2 separate regions of the Homo sapiens genome follow, and region 2 is linked to region 1. Evidence: chromatin loops called from intact Hi-C (ENCODE). Cell type or tissue: mammary epithelial cell. All regions are shown on one strand. Links, peaks and the distances in the headings refer to the core of each region. The heading gives the core; the rest is flanking DNA. Region 1 has its middle 50 kb from the start of ETAA1. Region 2 overlaps LINC01828 (long intergenic non-protein coding RNA 1828).

Region 1 (2,833 bases), core at 190-2,689:
TTGTCTAAGATCTCACAAAGTGGGGTGGGTCTCAGGGGATGGGGGGTGGTGGTTAAAGCTGAGATCAGAAGGCAGATTCTTGTATTTTCACTTCTGTGATCACTCTTCGATGCTTCAGCTAATATGTCCACTTTAGAGTTTAAATTCACTGAAATCTGGAGCATCTGTGACTGATTTTTTTTAAAATGAACATACTAAAAGTTATACAATGAATCAGTTTTATCCCTTAATAGAATCACTACAAAATTATACATTAATTCCAAAACTGATTTATGACCTGTGTAACCTTGGGAAATTTCTTCATCTTTCTACTCTTTCATTTTCTCATCTGTAAGATGAAGATATTGACCTTGCAAAATTATTATAAGGTTTATAGAAAATGTATGTAGCACTACACCTATTCAAGAAATAGTAGCTAGTGATTTAAAAATAAATCACAGCTAGCATTTATTGATATGTGTTTCTGTTTAGTACTTTATATGAACTATCTCATTTGCTCGTTTACATTATTTGTATGAATATTATCATTTAAAATTACAGTGCACTGTGTAACAACATTTTGGTCAGTAGCAGACTGCATGTAGGAAGATGGTCTCATAAGATTATAGTGGAGCTGAAAATTCCTATCACCTAAGTGACATTGTCGCCATCCTAATACCATAGGATAACACATTACTCACATTTGTTGTGATACTGATATAAACAAACCTACTGCACTGCCAGTAGTGTAAGTCTAGCACATACAATTATATACAGTATATAATGCTTGATAATGATAATAAAGTACTGTTACTGGCTTATGTGTTTACTATATTATATTTCTTATCATTATTTTAGAGTATACTCCTTCTATTTGTATATATGAAAAAAGTTAGCTGTAAAACAGCCATAGGCAGGTTTTTCAGGAGGTATTCCAGAAGGAGGCATTGTTATCATAGGAGATGACAGCTCCATGCATGTTACTGCCCCTGGAGACTTTCCAGTGAGACAAGATGTAGAGGTGGAAGACAGTGATATTGATGATCTTGACCCTGTGGAGGCCTAGGTTAATGTGTGTGCATGTGTGTGTGTGTCTTAGATTTTAATTACAAAGTTTAAAAAGTAAAAAAAAGAAAGAAAAATATCTTCAAGAGTAAGGATATACATAAAGAAAAAAATTTTGCAAAGCTGTACAATGTGTTTGTATTTTAAACTAAATATTTTTAGAAAAGAGTCAAAAGAGTTAAAAAGTTTAAAAGGTTTATAAAATAAAAATGTTTCCGTCATCTAAGGTTAGTTTGTTATTAAAGAAAGAACAAAATTTTTAAATAAACTTGTTGTAGCCTAAGTATCCAGTGTTTATAAAGTCTATTATAGTGTACAGTAATGTTCTAGGGCTTCACATTCACTCACCACTCACTGACTCACCCAGAGCAACTTCCTGTCTTGCAAGCTCCTTTCATGGTAATTGCCCTGCACAGGTGTACCATTTTAAATCTTCGATATGGTATTTTACTGTACCTTGTCTATGTTTAGATATGTTTAGATGCACAAATACTTACCATTGTGGTACCATGGCTTGCAGTATTCAGTACAGTAATGTGCTGCATAGGTTTGTGGCCTAGGAGCAATAGGCTATACCACATATCATAGGTGTATAGTAGGCTATACCATCGAGGTTTGTGTAAGTACATGCTATGATGTTCACACAATGGAATCGCCTAATGACACATTTCTCAGAAGGTATCCCTTTCATTAGGCAATACATGACTGTATATTAGCATTGCTCAAAGTATGTTCTAGCTATTCCTTTGGAATTCTTGCATCTGAGTAATTAGAAGAGCCAGATTTCTGAACATAAAGCTGCTACTTCCCTGCTACCAGTGCCTGACATTTTATAGGTGGAGCTGGGTCACCACAGGCAGTGCCTCTAGTCATGACACTTTGTGTTGTTCTATGTGGATGTGTATTAGATTCCTCTTGCTCCTGTAACAAATCACCATAAACGTAGTGTCTTAAAACAACACAATTTATTATCTTACAGCTTTGGAGGAAAGGAGTCCAACATGGGTCTCACTGGGCTAAAATCAAGAGGTTGGCAGGGCTGCATTCCCCCTGAGGCTGTAGGGGAGAATTTGTTCCATGCCTTTTGCAGCATCTAGAGGCTTCCTGCATTCCTTGGGTCATGGCTCCATTCTTCCATCTTTGAAGCCAACAACATTAGGCCAAATCTGTCTCACACTGCTATTTCATTTCCGCTTATAAGGACCCTTGAGATTCTACTGGGCTCACCCAGATCATTTAGGATAATCTTATTATAAGGTTGGCTGATTAGCAACATTAATTTGATCTGCAGCCTTAATTTTCCCTTGCCATGTAACAAAGCACATTTGTAGATTCTGGAAATTAGGTTATGGACATCTTTATGGTTTGGAGGGCATTATTCAGCTTCCTACAAAAAAAGAAATAGAAATCTCTAGTTAAGAGCTGAATAATCTCACTATACTATATCTATATCTCTGCAGGAAAGAATCTGATAGCATTGACATATTCTTCACCAGCTTTGTTTTGTCTTCAGTGTTGCCTTGCAATAGTGAGATTTTTTTTTTTTTTTTTGCCAGCAAAATGGTTTCTTTTATGTAGAATTTATATGCAGCAATTTCTTTAAGATGTGTTAGTATTGGCCAGGCGTGGTGGCTCACGTCTGTAATCCCTGCACTTTGGGAGGCCAAGGCAGGCGGATCATGAGGTCAGGAGTTTGAGACCAGCCTGACCAACATGGTGAAACCCTGTCTCTACTAAAAATACAAAATTAGCCAGGCATGGTGGTGCATGCCTGTAATCCCAGTTACTT
Region 2 (2,833 bases), core at 113-2,612, 57 kb after region 1:
TGTTGTTTTTACATTAGAAACAGAGCTAATGTTTATTGAGCTCTTGTCCTGTGTGAGATACTTTACTTGATTTGTTTTCATTTCATCTTTATAGCAACACTCTGGGAAGTAGATATTATTATTGTTATTTTAAAGATGAGGAAACTAAACATTAGAGAATAAAATTGGTTAAGGACATACATTTAATGAATTATGTAGCTAGTGTTCAAACCTAGGGTAGTTTGATAATGAAAACTCAAATTCTAATCCCTGTCTTTTAATCTATCCTTTAAATTTGTTAATTTAGAAATCACCAATCAGAATAATCTCTTGACATATATATAATATATTCTATATAAAATATTATATGTAATTATGTAATAGGTAATGTATAGGTATCATATATAGGTATACATATAAAATACATACATATAAATGCATTATACACACATATACATTTATATTTTATGTATACATCAAGAAAATTACCCAGCACATTGCAAATGCAACATAGAATTTACATGGTCACTTACATGTTTTCTGCATTTCTACAAAAGAATCTGCAATGAAAGCTGTTAAATAGGATGCAATTTGTAAGCCTTTCATTAAATAATGATTCTCAGCTGGATTTCTGAGAAGAGAATATTAATGCAACCATATGTAACTAGCATTGCAAGAAATTAGCGTTGCTGATTTAGTCTTGAATCAATCATTTTAAGCTATGCATTAGACTCTTTGCTGATACATTTCTGTCTCAGGCAACTTAGAAATTGTGGGCTGAATGCAGCTATGCTCCGAGTATAATTTGTATGAAATATCAAGTTTCTTGGGTTTGGGTAGAGAGTGATCAAATCCATATGCAGAAAGACAAAATGGCACTACTCAAGGTCCGATTGCTAATTATTTAATACTAATCTCTAACATGTACACTCTTGGGCATGCGGTTTGGTGATAAGTCAAGTTTCAGATGCCAACCAAAAGCTGGGTCTCTGGACATGGGGGCTGAAATGAGTCATAGTGTGGGTGTGGACGTGGTGTGTTAAAATCTTCAAAGCCCTTATTTGGTTGCCAAGTTTTGAAAATACTATGAGGCATTTTTTAATTTCCTTGGAAACTGTGTTAGCAAGCCAGTTCTACAGCATTTTCTCCAAGATTGAAGCATTGAAGTATGCTATTGCCCATGCTTATTTTATTAGTCACAAGAGGTGTTTTAATAACAAAGATTCAGTCATCACCCAATGACAGTCAGGATTTTAGCTAAGAGATCATAAAAGGAGAGGAAGCAGAATTCTAAATAGAACTAGATATGACATGTCTTCTGGAGAGAAACTATGATAAGAAATGTTGCCTGGACATACAGATTTGTGGCCACTTCGATGACTAAAATGTCCAGTTTTGCTTAACTCTATGAATCATATGACATGATTGCATTTGATTATTATTTCTCTGAATTTTCTTTTATTCTATAAGTGCCTTCCTCCTCCACATTTAACTTGACTACTCTGTTATTTTTATTCTGAGGAATGCATTTAGTTAATCACTACCTCATAGAATGGTTTAACTTGTTTCTCTATTTCCTGTATTTCTTGCACACTAGTTAGATCTAGAGACTTGATTAGATTATGATTCAAATTTATAGTCAATAAGACTCCATTAGAGGTGCTGTGTCCTTCCTATTGCATAATATCCAAAGCACGTAATATTGGGTTAATCAGTGTGTAGCTTCCCAGTATTAGTCACCTGTATTAGTCCATTCTCACATTGCTATGAAGGAATTCCCAAGACTGGGTAATTTATAAAGAAAAGAGGTTTAGTTGACTCACAGTTCCACATGGCTGGGAAGGCCTCAGGAAACTTATAATCATGGCAGAAAGCACTTCTTCATAGGGTGGCAGGAGAATGAGTGCCCAGAGAAGGGGGAAGCCCCTTATAAAACCATCAGATTTCATGAGAACTGACTCACTATCATGAGAGCAGGATGGGGGAAACTGCTCCCATGATTCAATTATCTCCACCTAATCCCTCCCATGCAGGGATATGGGAACTACAATTCAAGATGAGATTTGGGCAGGGATGAAGTGAAACCATATCACCACCCATCATAAAATCTCCCATCAACCTTTCACCTAATGATTTTGGCAGCAATGCATGAAGGCTGCCTTAATCTATTACTTCATTACGGGGCACTAACATCTTTTTCAATGAATGAAATCTATACCAGCTAAAGGTGGAAGGTGAGATGGGCTACAGCTCCTGAGAAATAGCCAAGGACACTGGATGGGGATGGTACAACAGAACAGAGCAAATAACTCAAACGGGCAAGCTTATAAGGCATCATAAACATTTTCTAATATATCTCATAAACCTATTTTCCAGTGTTAGGCAATAGAAAATCTCCAGCCTCCTGGGGAGGTGGCAAAGCCTCAATACAAAGTGACTAAGCTAAAATGAAATGTCAAGGACAGAATGGACCTACCTTTCTTTTCCTTGATGTAGCTTCTAGTGGTGACCAGGTGGTTTCAGTCCATTCAAGTCTCAAGTAAAACTCCAAGTAACGAGGTGACTGTTGCATCTTTTAAAAATGAGTATTGTACACATACTTCTTCCAAGGCAAATACTTAGTCAAAACTAAACAAATTGTAGAGGCCAAATTGTCTTGTTGTTTCTCAGTTTATTTATTTCATAATAACAGCCACCAATACAGGTGGTTTGAATGTTTTCAAAAATAAACAACTACTACCAAAAATAAAACAAAACAGGTTTAGGATCTGTTTCTTGTCCATACTTCTCTCTGTCTTTCTCACTGGGTTCCTTACCTCTGCCATAGAAAAGAGAAAATGATTTGAGTAATTAT

What was found. Hi-C counts contacts between places; a loop is a spot of excess contacts. Peaks named below come from ENCODE experiments on the same cell type or tissue, not always from the same donor. Only the 100,000 strongest peaks of a DNase experiment are listed, where the experiment ranks them.
Region 2: a loop joins it to region 1, with 8 times the contacts of the local background. A loop is called at or near these places in 2 of 110 quality-filtered maps.

What each region holds. Positions count from the first base shown.
Region 1 is chr2:67,345,786-67,348,618 of GRCh38, reverse strand. No RefSeq gene overlaps it. Among named protein-coding and RNA genes, the nearest start is that of ETAA1, 50 kb to the left of the region's middle. In mammary epithelial cell, for the core only: no CTCF peak of the experiment used is centred there; DNase peaks (open chromatin) are centred at 1,448 and 1,708; H3K27ac peaks cover 464 bases.
Region 2 is chr2:67,289,047-67,291,879 of GRCh38, reverse strand. It overlaps LINC01828 (long intergenic non-protein coding RNA 1828), which reads right to left. Exons shown (of 5, transcript NR_110564.1): 5 at 2,636-2,797. Among named protein-coding and RNA genes, the nearest start is that of LINC01829, 75 kb to the right of the region's middle. In mammary epithelial cell, for the core only: no CTCF peak of the experiment used is centred there; DNase peaks (open chromatin) are centred at 1,129 and 1,769; H3K27ac peaks cover 2,500 bases.